Regions from separate parts of the Mus musculus genome. Here region 2 is linked to region 1. A link is a loop called in an ENCODE intact Hi-C map of the cell type or tissue named here. Cell type or tissue: heart. All regions are shown on one strand. Links, peaks and the distances in the headings refer to the core of each region. The heading gives the core; the rest is flanking DNA.

What was found. A loop is a pair of places that touch in the nucleus more often than their neighbours do. Peaks named below come from ENCODE experiments on the same cell type or tissue, not always from the same donor. Only the 100,000 strongest peaks of a DNase experiment are listed, where the experiment ranks them.
Region 2: it touches region 1 in a loop (8-fold over the local background); 29 of 42 quality-filtered maps call a loop at or near these places.

Annotation. Positions count from the first base shown.
Region 1 is chr6:92,265,169-92,272,806 of GRCm38, reverse strand. Gm30688 (a long non-coding RNA gene) reads right to left here and starts at 3,172. Exons shown (of 5, transcript XR_001785327.2): 1 at 3,059-3,172. It also overlaps the pseudogene Gm44803. In heart, for the core only: a CTCF peak has its summit at 3,588 (motif pointing right); a DNase peak (open chromatin) is centred at 3,586.
Region 2 is chr6:92,216,006-92,223,643 of GRCm38, reverse strand. No RefSeq gene overlaps it. Among named protein-coding and RNA genes, the nearest start is that of Rbsn, 5.0 kb to the right of the region's middle. In heart, for the core only: a CTCF peak has its summit at 4,002 (motif pointing left); no DNase peak of the experiment used is centred there.

The sequences.
Region 1 (7,638 bases), core at 1,193-6,192:
TGGCCTGGTGCTGCTATGTATTCATATGCTAAATACTGGCCCCAAGGTCTGGTTGCAGTCCCTCATTTACATCAAATGATGTTGTATAAACTTTGCTCACCAATCTTCTCTGACTGGTTAAGTGAAAATGGCTACAGCCAATTACTAAGGAGAATAGAGATCAGTGGGTTTCCGTTACCAGACTGAGAGCTGAAGGTAGGGACCAGGAGGTGGAGGAGAGAAGTAGGCAGAAGATGGAGATCAGGAAGTCTCATTAGACAGGATGGACCAAATCATGTGGCCAAGTGAAATGCGGCCCAAGGGCAGACTAACAGAGCAGAAATAATGAGGGTGGCAGGGGGTTGGAGGGGCTCAGACAGCAAGTAACTTGGTGCAGCTGGGAAAAAATAGTTTAGGGGTAATCACCCAGTAATTGTGCTAAAACAGATTAAATAAACCCATAGGACTCTGTCCTGATTATCTGGGGTGGATTGACCAGGTCATAGTAAGAATTAATAGCATTTACAACAACAGCCTCGCCCACCTCCTTTTCTATGAAGAAAAAGCCAATAAGAAGCCCAGCTGTGATGAAGCAAACATGGTTGAGGTCGTGAGATGGAAGCACGGCCTTCATAAGAGAAAGTTGAATACCAACAATATACATGCAGAGGATGGGGTCATACATTAATCTTACTTGTGTATAAACTGCTGAACTATGGGGCTTTGTAAGATCCCAGGTAAACAGTGTATGAAACCAAGAGGGTTAGAAATCTTGTTTGTGTGGGCTTTGTGCTGAGTAGTTTCATGCCAGCTTGACCCAAGCTCTAGTCTTCTAAGAGGAGGGAACTTCAACTGGGAAAAATGCCTCCAGAAGACCAAGCTGTAAGCAGGGAAGCCTATTGGACAATGGTTCTCAACCTGTGGGTTGTGACTCCTTGGGAGGGAGATCAAATGACTCTCTCACAGGTGTCACCTAGAAACATTAGAAAACAGATTTTACATTGTGATTCATAACACTAGCAAAATTACAGTTATGAAGTAGCAACAAAAATAATTTTATGGTTGGGGGGTCACTGCAGCATGAGGAACTGTATTAAAGGGTCACAGCATTAGGAAGGTTGAGAACCACTGGTATAGGACATCTTAATTAGTAATCAATGTGGGAGAACCCAGGTGTGACCACCCCTGGGCTGGTGTTTCTGGTTCTATAAGAAAGCAGACCGACCTTTTTCCTCTTTGGGTGTCTGAAGACAAGATGGGTCACCAGCAGCTCTACTGGAGTCACCCATGGAGGTTTGGCTCTTGCCATGTGTGCTCTAACCGCCACGGTCTGATCTGCAAATATGGGCTGAATATGTGTCGTCAGTGCTTCTGTCAGTACGTGAAGGACACAGGCTTCATTAAGTTGGACTAAGCGACCTTGAATGGATTATTCGATTGTCTACTAAGTGGAACCAATCATGCTAGTTTTTGTGCACAAAGAATAAAAACATGAAGAAAGAAAGAAAGAAAGAAAGAAAGAAAGAAAGAAAGAAAGAAAGAAAGAAAGAGAGAGAGAGAAATAGAAAGAAAGAGAGAAATAGAAAGAAAGAGAGAAATAGAAAGAAAGAGAGAAATAGAAAGAAAGAAAGAAATAGAAAGAAAGAAAGAAAGAAAGAAAGAAAGAAAGAAAGAGAAAGGAAGAAAGGAAGAAAGAAATAGAAAGAAAGAAAGAAAGAAAGAAAGAAAGAAAGAAAGAAAGAAAGAAAGAAAGAAAGGAAGGAAGGAAGGAAGGAAGGAAGAGAAAGGAAGAGAAAGGAAGAAAGGAAGAAATAAAGGAAGGAAGGAAAAGGAAGGGAGGGAAAGGAAGGGAGGGAAAGGAAGGGAGGAGGGGAAAGGAAGGAAGGAAGGGAAGGGAAAGGAAGGAAGGGAAAGGAAGGGAAGGGAAAGGAAAGGAAAGAAGGAAAAGGAAGGAAGGAAAAGGAAGGAAGGAAAAGGAAGAAAAAGAAAAGAAAAGAAAAGAAAAGAGAAAAGAAGGAAGGAAGGAAGGAAAGAAAGTAATCAAACTGAACAAGTCATGATAAACAAGCCTTATGAATGAGCAGCACCCCTCCATGCCCTCTGCATCAGTTCCTGCCTCCAGGTTCCTGCCTGATTTGAGCTCCTGCTTCGGCTTCCCTCAATGGACTCTGATTCTGAATATGTAAGCTAAAAAACCAAAACCTTCCCTCTGTAGTTGCTTTGGTCATTATGTTTCATCTCAGCAACAGAAACCCCAACTAAAGACAGGCTTTGTGTAGTCTAGAAAATGACCCAGCCCAGTGGTGTATAGTTCCACATGAGCGTAAGCAGCAGACAGAGAGAAGCCACATGTACATAGCAACACATCTATGCATGATGGCTGACCTTGGTTGCCATCTTGACTACATCTAGATTCAACTAAAACCCACCAGCCAGGCGTGGCATGTGAGGTCTTTTCTTGGATCATTTGAAGTGGAAAGATACACCCTAAATCTGAGCCACACCCTGTGGTATAGGCCCACAGTAATGGACGTGAAAACGCCTAGCCACTCCCCCTTCTACACAAGACAGCTAATCTCAGTGCTAGAGAATTCTTTGACCCAATGTTCTGGTGCTATTTGGGCCTCTTCCCAGTCCTGGTCATGATATAAGGACAGAGTGTCCTCTGAGGATTGGAGTCCCTGATCCAAAGTAGGGTCAGGGAACTGCGAGGTGGGTGAGAATGGGAGGTCCTTCCCTCAGCAGTATAGGATAGGCCAGGGGTGGGCCAGGAAAGCAGGAGAGTAGCAAGCCACTTCGAGCTCTTCCTGCACACGTTCTGATGGAGAGCCTTAAAGAGGCCAGCAGTTCTGGCTCTCAGCCTGGCCTTCCAGCAATTCTGCAGCTCAGACCACCAAACAAAGGACCAGAAACTGCATGGCTTAAGCCCCAACCCATCGTCTCACAAATCTGGGCATTGGCAAGAATAGGGAATCAGGGCCCAAGCTGGGCTTCTTCTTTCCAGACCCCAAAGGAAGGGTAAGCACAAGGAGCTGCCAGAACCCAGGAGTGGTCTTTTTCAGCCCTGCATGCTACTTACTAGGCGTTGGGTCCATGCAGCCCATTTCCTCTTCTGGATTTGTTGGTCTGAAAAAAATGGAGGACTCGGTCCCAGAATTCCAATACTGGCTGCTGTTGCTCTGCCAACTGCCTCTTCAACATCCTATCTCGCTTAGAAGCTGTATGTGAACTCAGAAACGTCAGCTAGACTTCTGTCCATTTCTGAGCACGGAGCTGCCTTTTCCCTCATGACAAAGATATGTTGGGACCCTTGAACGGTCTGTCTTGAAAATCTAAGCTCCAGGCATGGATACATACGTGCTCAGACTATCCACCACATTTACCATGTTTGACTTCCTGGGTTCCAAGGTCGATACAAACTAACCAGGCAAACAAAACAAACAAAGCCGAGGTTTGTAGGGATACCTCTAGAGGTGGAGCAGAATTACCAGAGTTAGCAAGGAAGACCACAGGGCATCCAGTGTGGCCATTGCCTGAACCTGCTCCTTTTATATGGGGAGGAGCTGGGATTCAGGATGCGTTTTCATGCATTTCTGTTGTTGGCCACCGGAGGGCAGCAGAGCTACATAAATGTCCTGAGTGTTGTTACAGGTTGTGGGACACAGAGGATTCAGAACAGGACTTTGGGAGCCACAAGGTGCCAGAAAAGTGATGAGAGGAATTAGTAGCCATAGAAGGATCAAGGAAGGTTTCTAGGAGTTGTTGACTCATGCTTTAGACAGGGTTTGAAGTCTGAAAAGGTCCTCTAGAAAAGAGACATTGAACAAAGATGGGGGGGTGGGGGGAGAGGCAAGCTTGCTCCAGAGGCAATATAATAGGACCTAAGATTCTGGCACAGTCCTCAAGCCAGTATTTCAGCATGTGTTAGAACTTCACATCGAACTGCCTTAAGAAAAAAGAAAAAAAAAACTCCAGGAGACACCTTCAGGGAGAACCATATCCAAGGCCTCTGACTGTGTCACTGTGTCCTGTCACAGGGCCTCTCGGCTCTGCTCCTTGCAGCAGCATAGCCATCAGCAGCTACAAGCAGATGCTCAAACTGCCGAGAAGCCACCATGGAGACAGCCTCATTCTCAAGGCTTCTACCAAATGTCTGGGAGTTACTCTGATGTGCTGGGGCTGTGCTACCCAAACATCCAGAAACCATCGCTGCTCCTGATGACCTGTTTTGTGTCCAGGCTGCCTGTGAGAGATGGTCTCCTCCCTCTAACTGAACATGGGGGGCGGGAGGGGCAACAGTCTCCAAAGGAAACATGAGAGGGTCTCAGAAGGGGAGACAGTGGGTGTCAGGGAGGACCCACTGAAACCTGGTCCTCTCTTGTCCTAACTGATTCTGCACCCGGCTGCCATAATGTGCCTCAGTTTCTTTAGCTGGATGTGACATCAGGTTCAAAATAGTACTCACTCACTCCTGTAGGCTCTTAGGCTGTAGTGGCACCTCAGAGTCAGGAAGGAGTCTGTAACAACAGTTCTAACAGCAGCTCTGAGGTTGAAGCTCATTAGAAGGCTATCCTAAGCCAATGTATGGGAAAAGATGGGGTATTTCAACTGCCCAAGCTTGGGTCACGTGACTGCTCAGCAGAGCCAGGGAATAGAGTTTGAGCCACCTATGGCAAGGGGCTCTGTGTCAGGCAGAGCCTAGAGACAGTAAATTAGGGTGCTAGGATAGCCATGATGAAGTAATATTGACTGGAGGCTTGACCAACAGACACAGACTGTCTTATAGCCCCAGAAGCTACAGGTCACCAGAGCCCCACTCTCCTTGAACCTGCATGGCACCCTTTCTGCCCTCTCTAGCTTCTGCTCACAGTCAGGGGTCCTTGGCGTGGTTAGGTTTGTGGATCTGTGTATTCCTGCCTCAGCCACTGATGTGACATCCATGCACACGTCTCTGTGTCACTAAGGCTACCGCTGGCTGACTCATATGCTTTGTCACTATATTCTTCAATGACCATGCCTGTCCACAGAGGTTACCTTCCATGATACGGAGGTTTAGAGCGCCATCACCTGTCTACCAAAGGTGTTTTGTTTTGTTTTGTTTTGTTTTGTTGCCAAAAACTAGTACTGCCCCTGTGGGAAGGGCAACTGGAGTGAGGTAGTCCCAGTTGGCCAGACACAGTTCTGAGACAAGGACTCTGAATTATGTAGGCTAGTCTTGAACTCATGACTCCCCTGCTCTGGCCTCCAGAGTGTTAAGATCGCTAGCATGTGCCATAGGCAAATTATTTACTATTTGGGCCACAGTAGATTTAAGAAGCCTTGTGAGAAGTAGCAACTGGAATTCAACCCAGCTCACAGACTGCTCATCCTTATTGACTGTGAATAGACCCAAAAGAATTAACACACCACACACTGCCTGCAAATAGACACACAAAAAACACAGCGCACACACACCATCTTGCCCAGTCACCTGTGACAACCTCACAGTTGGGTCCAGCAAGGAAATCACTCAATGGTTAAATGGGAAATGGTAGAATGATACTGTGGCAAATATTTTGGAATCTGACCTACCTGGACTTGAACTCTGAATGATTTTATGTCGATAGCTCTACTTCTCTGAGACTTAGCCTCCTGTCTGTGAAGAGATCCCTACCAGGGATGGTGGTACACATACATAACTCTCATATTAGGATGGGGTTGTAGCTCAGTGGATAGGATGCTTGCCTAGCACACACAAGGTGCTGGGTTCACTCCTTAGCACTGTGCAAACTTGACATGGTGGCATATATTTGTGATCCTATCACTCAGGAGGTGGAGCCCAGAGGATCAGAAGTTCAAGGTCTTAGGTAACTTGAGGACAATCTGGGACACATGAGACCCTCGTGTATAAAAATAAAATACCAGCCAGTTGTACTAGCCCTAGCTTTTAACCCCAACACTTGGGAAGCAGAGGCAGGTATATACGTCTCTGTGAGTTTGAAGCCAGCCAGATCTCTATAACAAGATTCAGGACAGCCAGGGTTACAAAGTAAGACCCTGTCTCAGAAGTACATAAATTAAATAAATAAAAAGCTATATAATGGAGCCCTGTTTCAAAAATAATAATAAAATAACTTGTAAGTAAAAGAAAATCCTAGGATTTAGGAGGTGGAGGCAGGAGAATCAAGAGTTTAAACTCATCCTTGATTACAATAGTGAGCCCAAGGTTTGCCTAGGATACATGAAACCTTGTCTCAAAAACTAACAAAAACCAAAATTGTCTCTGAAGGTGTTTGAATGTTAATGATGCTCTATGGATGCTTGTGTGGTCAATCCTGTGTCGTACCAAGAAATGTGGGCACACACGTGGGTATCCTGGGGAGCTGGGACTGTTTAGCCCAGGCTCTAGGGCACCAAACCTGGGAAGTGTCAGCCATGCCTCTTTCTGAGGCTCCAGTCTTGCCCAGCATCTCCCACCTCAGCAGAGCTCCCATAGCTCCCTGGGCTGTGGCTGTGGTCCCAGCAGGAAATCAGTGCCAGTAGCTGCCATCCTCTTCCCTAGCATACAGAAATGCTTCACTGGAGAGATGTACTAGAGCCAGAACCTTGACTAGGGGAGCCATGTGGTGGCAGCCGTGTTTGGCTGAGAGGTACATTCATTAGAGAGGCGGCTTCTGTCTGGACCTCCAGAAGGACTGGGGCACAGAGGGAAGCACGATTCATCCTGGTACAGCCAGCCTCAAGCGATGACGGCCACCATTTGCTCGGGCTTCCTGTGTGCCTCATGCTATCCCCTCACAGACCCAATGACAAATGCCAGCTCAAATGGTCTGGGAGATGGGTGTCATACACCACCACCCTCACACCAGGCAGGCCAAGAGAGACTAAGGGAAGAAGAGCCTTGGCCAAGTGTGCTCAGGTAGTAAATGGGGTCAGGGGCTCTCTAGCCCAGGCATTGACCGCCCTCTGTCCTGTGCACCTGTGGGTTGCGAGGGTGGGCATGAGAGGGGCAGCCTCTACACCAGTACCTCATTTCCCTCCAGTTCACTGCCACAGGGCTGTGCCCATGCTACCAATGTAAGATGCCTGCTCAGGGCCACTCAGCCTGTCAAGGAGGCATATCTGTCTAATTTATGTGTACATGTGTGTGCATGTGTGTTTGTACATATATGTGCAGGTTCCTTAGGAGGCCAGAGAGGAGACTGGATCCTCTGGAACTGGAGTTACAGATGCCTGTGAAACACCTGATACTGGCGCTGGAAGCTAAACTTGGGTCTACCATGAAAACAACAAGAACTCTTAAACTTATGGGTTTGTTTTTTTTTTTTTAATGTATACCTGTGCATGCCGGAGCATATGCTTGCATGTGCACCCCATGTGTGCACGTGCTTGAACAAGCCAGAGGATAGTTTTGAACTGCCCACGGAAGGGAGCTGTGAACCAAACTGAAAAAGTGGCGAGAGCTGTAAAGCACTAAGCCACCTCTCCAGCCCCATTTTGTTTTTTGAAATCTGAAGTCTGGACTCCAAAGCCTGAGTGGTTGTCTGTCTGTTTGTTTGCAGTGTCAAGATAGAATTCAGGACTCAGGTATGCTAGGCTAGGCAGTGTACCTCAACCGAGCTCTGCCCAGTCCACCCTCCTCTGCTGCCCCCACTGGCCTGCTGTGTGGCCTCTTTGAGT
Region 2 (7,638 bases), core at 1,155-6,154, 49 kb after region 1:
CTCTGCTAGAGAACACTGTGTCTACAGGAGAGAGCAGCAGGTCTAGAGCCACCAGAATACTAGGGTACCCCTGTAGTGACAATTTTGGAATTTTAGTTTCTTAAAAAAAAACCAGAAATATTATAAGAATATGTTTTCATTTTAATCCCAGGTATGGGATATGGGGCTGCTTCAGATTGTCCACAGCAGGTGACTATGATTTGCCTCATGCTCTAGTGGGGACATGAGTTTGCCAGCTGCACATGGTTTCTGTGAATGTGTGACATTTTAAATTCTGGGGATTTTTCAGAGGGTTTATAAAGACTAGAGCCCTGAAAGGGGTTGTTGGTTGTTTGTTGTTTGTTATTGGTTGTTGTTGGTTATAGTTTGTTAAGTAGTTGTGCCCAAAGAAGAAACACCAACAAGAAGAAATTAGATATTCTGATGGTGATGATCAAACTTGCGCCAAGGAACTTGACATCCCTAATGAGCAGGAAGAAGTCTAATGTGACCCCCTTTCTAGCCCCTGACTTTATTCAGGGATCTCTTTCCTTTCCTCACTATCCCTTTTCCCCCTCTTATCTAGTGTTAGGGGGTTTAAAGGATGGAGACAGATAGAGGAAAGAAGAACCTACAAAGTAGTCAAAGACAACTACATCCTCCCCCCTCAACTTTGGCCTCCCCCTGGACAGGCCTGAATTCTCTGGCATGGGAGGGCTATGGATCTAGCTTGATTGTAGATACTTGCTTCCAAGTGAAAGTCCTGGTTTTGATAGCCAACAGTATAATAATATAATATATTGTTATATATTATAACAGTGAATTTATAATAGTCAATAAATAAAATACTTTTTTTTTTTTGGTTTTTTTCAAGACAGGGTTTCTCTGTGTAGCCCTGGCTGTCCTGGAACTCACTTTGTAGACAGGATGGCCTCGAACTCAGAAATCCGCCTGCCTCTTCCTCCCTAAGTGCTGGGATTAAAGGCGTGCGCCACCACTGTCCTGCGAATACATTAATTTTTAAAAGAGAAAAACAAAAGAAAACAAATACAAGCTCAAATAAAGAAAGAAAACAAATATATCTAACCTAAAATTTTACACCTAGATTGGGCTTTACATTTTTGAAAGTGAATTGTTTTCAAGAGAAATGACAAGCAACTTATAGATCTTAAAAGACTGGACCAGAGATCCAGCCACAGCTCAAGCCTTGGAACCTCTGAGGCTTGAGAGAGAGAAGGGGGCAGGGGGATGGGGAGAGGCTGGGGGATTCACTCAGTGGTGGCTGGTTCTAATAGTGGCTATACAGTGAGGCCACATGAGCAAGTTTACAGCCTCCCAGGTACAGCTGTCTACTTTCCAGAACAGTCCAAGTGTTTGGCACCAGCATCGGAGCTCTCTTGGCATTGTACCCCAGCAGCTCTGTGCACCTTCTGCTGGCACCTGGGAGTAGCCTCAGCTCTTTCACTGAGAGAAGGGACTGGGACTCTGAGCTGAAGGCAGGAAGACTGGTCAACTTATATAAGCTGTGCTCTAGGATAGACATTTAACCAGAGGATGCTATTTAAAGTAAGTGGCCAGGAGACACGTGGGAAGCCACTATCTAGCACATGGGTGCAGGACTCAGGCAGAAGTGGGCGGCCCCCAATATTGGTCATCAGAAGTGTCACCTGGTGTCAAATAGAAATGGGGGCTGAAGGCAGTGGCCAGACATCACGGGGGAGTGGAGAGCAGGCTTTAATTAAAGTGCTTAATGCACTCATCGACGTTTCTATTTTTTCATGACTAAAGTCTCACCCGTTCCCATCCAGAGTTCCACTAATGACAAGCAAGGGTCATTCGTAACTTGTGGAGTTCAGTAAATAATTCCCAAGGCCAGCCCCTGTTCAAGCACAAACCAATGAACTGCAGGGCAAAGGTGTGCTAAGAATAGCTCACTGTGTATCAGGCCCTGTGGCCCTGCCTACGGTAGTTCAGTCCTCACTTGGGTCCTCAGAGTCCCATTTTTAAAGAAGAGGAAAGTGTACCAGGTTCAATAACTCCTTCAAACACTCATAGCTGGGACAGCATTGGAGCAGCCAGGCTCTTGAAGAAGTTTCTATTTTCCTGGTCACAGGTTTGTTCAGGAACTAGACGTTTGTCCTTGGGACTTTTTCACATGGAGTCCCTCCTCTGGGAAGGGGTGGAGAGAATGACCACTGGAAATGGGTCTATCTGAGTGAGGAGTGGACAGGAGGAAAGGTAAGGATGCGTAAGGACAGGTAAGCAGAGAAGGGGCTTGTACAAAGACAGGGAAATGGAGAACAGCGCATAAACGGGGGACTATCTGTCGGCTGGGCTGCAGCTCGGTGGAGAGTACTAGCTGGTGCTGGATCTCATCTCTGGTGCTGCAACAAACCAAACCAAATAAAAACACCAAGCAAAGGAAACACAATGTAGCCTGGTAGGAATGTGTCTGGAATAGGCTCCGAGTGGTGCCCAATGCGAGGATCCCGGTTCAAGGGTCCTAGATACTAGAAACAAGCCAGGGTTTTCAGAACAAAGCAAAGAGGCCTGGGTGCTCCCTGTCTCTGTCCCTCACAAGAGAGATATGGGCTCTGCCCCATTCCTTATATCAGCTGGTGTCCATCCTGGGGCTGGGGAGACACCTAGGGACGGGGAGAGACTGGTTGGTAGAGGGTCTGCCTGCACAGGATGACCACGGCTCAAGGAGAAGGAAAGAGTTCACAAGTCTCCCTTCTAACTGAGGCGCTGTGGAGAGTTGATGGTTTCTGGGGAGTGAGAGTCAGCTTTCTTTAAGGGCGTGGCCACCGAAAGCTCAGTCATGCTCCAGTACATGGCCCCCACCCAGGAGCTTATAGGCAGCACAAACTGGACTAAATGGATTATTGGAAAAGAAGAACAAGCAACCTGCCAGTTAGCGACACATGCCTTTAATCCTAGTCACACGCAGGTGGGTCGCTGTGAGTTCAAGGCCAGCCCGGTGTACAGCACAAGTTCCAAGATAGTCAAGGCTATACAGAGAAACCCTGTCTTGGAAAAACAACAACAAAAAGCAACAAACAAGGAGAGCACATGAAGACCTTGGGGAGGAGATGGTGGTGTTTCTGGAAAGAATTAGGGGAGAAATTAGGGTGAGCATGACCAAGACTAAGGAACCATCTTTGCGGTACTTGGAAGGAGGTCAGTCTATTTTTCTCAGTGTTTCAATGTAGGCTGGCCTTGTGGCTTACTTTGGTCAGCAGAAGTGATACTGTTGTAGCTCTGGACTCAGGCCTAAGGGACCTCATCTGCTTCTGCCTGCTGCCTTTTTGTGAATAAGCCCGAGTCTATCTGCCGGAACCGCCGAGAAAGAGTGGGAAAGAAGTCATTTGGTCAAGCCAGGGTCCTAAGCCTGCAAGAGCATCCTAATACTGAAAAAGGTCATTTCTCCTGAGCCTGTCAGATCCTCTGGGGCTGCTGAACAGAGGAGGGGTATGTCTGACTGAGTTGGCACAGGGAGAGGTCAGAAAGGAAGGGCAGGAGGGAGGCTGCTGCAGTGGTCCCATGAGAGATGGCAGGGTGGCTGCAGTGCTGTGAGAGTGGACATTATTCAGATCTACTCAAAGTAGGGTGGCGGGAGGGACCTGCTGATGGATTGGGCATAGGAACCAAGGAGCAGAGGAATCAAGAAGGCCAAGGTTTCCACCCAGAGAGCATCTGGGTGGGCAGAGGTGCTCACAGACTCTACTGGCTCCAGGTCTAGCAGGTTGTTCTGGGGCTCTATACAGAAATACATATCCAGGCTCAGTAGAAGGCGCTGGTCCAGTCCAGAACAGGAGGGTGTGTCGTGCTGCTGTTCAGTGTGGACACTGCAGTTTAGTTTAGGTGAGTGTGTGTGTGTGTGTGTGTTGGGGGTCAGGGGCTGGCTCTCCTCTGCTAGATATAGGCAGCTGACTGAAAAGATGGACTAGCCAAACCTCTTCTGCAGACACCTGGGCCATTTGTATGGGTCTTAAGTGGTTACATGGCACCCTCTGGTGGCTAGCATGGCTCTTCACTGCCCTCTGATTATCCTGGACTTGGACTTTGGACTTTGAGCTCTGGTAAACTTGTTCTTCAGGCAGAAGGCTTGTGAGCCCGGGGGATGGATGCCTCCCCACAGCTTGGTTTGCTGAGTGGACCAGTGAAAGATAGTGAATCTAAATCTCAGATGAGCAAGTGGGTGTACCCGGGGACAAACATCTGGAAGAGGAGGTGGCTTGAGGGGCCAGTCCCATGCTCAGCGATTTGCTTACTTCTTAATCTTTCCCACTTACCTTTTTAGTATTTATTTCTGCTTTCAATATATTTGAGGAAAAATACACATGAAAGAAACAAGCAATATCCACAATGAATAGTAAGCCTCACTCTAGCCTGGGTCTCTCAGACCTAGGGGCAATGCTATGATAAGTGATGTTTCAAGCCAGAGACCCATGATACACCCTTTAACTGGCATTTATCTGGCACTTGGTATGTGCTAAATACCATTGTAATAAAAATTTACTAATGTGTATTCAGGTTTGTGTGTGTGCAAGTGTGCTGGTGTGTGTGTGTGTGTGTGTATATAAGTAAGGGAATGTGCTTGCATGTGAAGGCCTGAGGTCAAAATTGGGTGTCTTCCTTATTTACCATCCACATTGTTTTTTGAGGTAGGCTTTCTCAGTGAATCTAAAGCTCACCAGTTTGGCTAGACTGGCTGTCCACAGAGCCCCAGGGATCTGCCTGTCTCTTCCTTTTCAGTAGGGAGAAGAAGGAGCAAGCACTTTCTCCACACCCACTTTATTACAGGCATGCTCTGACACACCTAATCTTAATGTAGGTTCTAGGGATCCAAACTCAAGTCCCCATGCTCAAGGGTCACCTACCTTACTGACTTAGCTGTCTCCTCTGCTGGCTGGACAGCTGGCTGGCTGGCTGGCTAGCTGGCTGGCTGGCTGGCTAGTTGTCTAGTTATCTGCCCTTGCTGGTTGTTTGGTTGTTTGTTTGGTTGAGACAAGGTCTGCTGAAGTCAAAGCTGAGCTCAAACTGTGGAACTGCAGCTGTACTTGAACATCTGATCTTCCTTCCTCCACTTCCTAGCTGTTAGTTTTCCAGGCTTGTGCTGCCACAGTCAGCTCACTCGAAGCACTCTTGACCCCTGCATCTTGAACCAGTTCAAGGTCTCAATCCCTTGGACTGAGAAGTGTAAGGTTTGCTGCTACTGATGACTGAGGGTTTAGACACCCTGAGCTGAGCTCTGTAGCACTACTCCTCAGGAGCACCTAGGACTGAGGGCCCCAGCACCCGTGCTATAGACTTCTTTTTCCCTACTCAGATTTCCATCTGGGTAAAAAAGCCCCTCTCTGCTTATGTCCTGAGCTGTGCTCTGCAGCGGCCCTATATTTCCATTTGACACAGCCTAGCCCAATATCTCATCTGCCTGTTCTACAGGCCAAGGTAAGGGCCTTCCATAATCAGTCATGTTTCCATGTGCCCTCAGCAGGGTGTGCCAACCTCAGCACTCAGCATTAGGCAGGGGTCTGGGCCTGGTATTGGGCGCAGCTCGCCCTTTGGGAACTGTGCTCAATTTCCCCGGATGTAAGTTTACCCACATCACCATTTCCCCTTCAGCTTCTTTTTTCTTAATACCCTGTCTAGGCATGGTCTATGTTTGATGCCTACAAGATGCGGACCAATACAGGAAATCTCAGAGGTCAGGCCTTCACAGGGGAAGGGAATGTGAGTATTGTGAAGGCCTCAAAGCAAGATGACAACGATCTATTCTCACCTGAAAGTTGAGTCTTGGGCAAGGCATTTAACTATTCCATTTGCAGCTTCTTCGTAAATTGGAGAGTACCTCATAAGATTGAATGATGTTGAGATGTTTAAAGCCTATAGAATAGTTATCATGTACTAAATAAATATTACTCATTATTATAATTAAAAGGGAAACTGTAATAGAATTGTCCAGAGAACAAATAAGAAAAACACTGTTTATAAACTACAATGGATCTATGCTGATCTGTTCCACTATCATTTCTAAATTTTTTTATATGTATTGGTGTTTTGTCTGCATGTATATGTGTGCACTGCATGCATATCTGGTGCTCATGAAGGTCAGAAAAGGGCGTCAGATTGCAGGGTGGGTGCTGGGGCCCTAACTGGAACCCTCGGAAGAGTGACAATTGTTCTTAATCATAAATATCCATTTCTCCTGCCTCTGGTTTTGTTTTTTTGGAGATAGGCTCTCAAATAGCCCAGACCCTGTTCTCACTATGTAACAAGGCTTTCTTAATCTCCTGATCCTCCGGCCAGTGCCTCTCAAGCACTCAGATCGCAAGTGTGTTCTGCCATGCCCAGAATGCCCCATCATTCTTAAAGGATCAGGAGAGGGCTAGAGGTGCAGCCCAGTGCCTGCCTAGTGTGTGCAAAGTTTCATTCCCAGAGCTTAAGAAATGAAAATCAATACAGCAGTAGCAGCCAATCCACTGACTTCCATAGTTATCCACAAACTGCCAGCTTGCTTGCTGCCATTGCTTTGGAAACAAATGAGGTCTGAATGTGATGTTGGTTTTGTAAATGATGACAGGCTAAATCATGGCTGAATTAAGAGGTCTTTCACTGGCATCAAATAATCATGCTCATCACATTCTGCCTCATTCTGGGTCTCTCTCTGTCTCTGTCTCTCTGTCTCTGTCTCTATCTTTCTCTCTCTTTGTCTGTGTGTGTGTGTGTGTATGTGTGTGTGTGTGTGTGTGTTGGGGGAGGGGAGTGCAAAGGCAGATGTTGGTGTCAGGCAAAGCTATACTTGTCTCTGGCATGTTGGCAAGAGTCCCTTTCTCTGCAGAGTTCAAAGTTTTAGAGAAAGCAGACTTTGAACCATAGTTCAATGGTATAGCATTTATCTATCCTGTGTGAGACCCTGAGTTCCAATTCCAGCACTGGAAAACAGTAAAGCCAAAAACCAAACAGACACAAATAGTTACCAATTTGGAAATAAGAAGAGCCTGCCCATTTTGAGTCCCACTTTCTGTGTGCATGTGGGAGAACTGAAGAGTAGAAGGCAAGGGACACATTCAGAGTCACAAAGTAAGATTTTCTTGGAGGCAGGAGCTCAGGTCTGTGGAGCCCTAGGAGTTGTCCTCTCCATACTCAATGCTGTTGAGCTGAGGAGGTACGGTAAGGAGCCTAGGCCAAGAGACTGGCTTCATTTCATCTGCACAAGGAAGTAGAGACTGTGACCACCTTCAGACAGTCATTCCCAGAGTCAAATGGGTCAAGTGCCACAGCCATGCTAGGCTGGGATGGAGGCAGGAGGGATGGAGGCCACTTTCTGGTTCCAAAGACCTGCATCTTCCCTGAAGCTCCCACTTCTGGGGCCCAGGTTACTGCAGTCTAGATGGTGTGCTGGCTATAAAGCAAACAGACCTCAATAACAGATGGGTCTGTCTCTGTACCCTGTGGTTGTTGCATGGTACAGCTAGGTTCAGACATGACTGATCTGCCATACTGTCTTTTGTAAATTGCAGGGGCTATTCCTGGTTGTCAACTTGACTATATCTGGATGAACTACAATCCAGAATTGGGAGGCTCACCAGTGATCCTAATCTGGAGGCTGAGATAGAAGTTTCTGACCTGAATCTTGGCATGGAGATCTTGAGG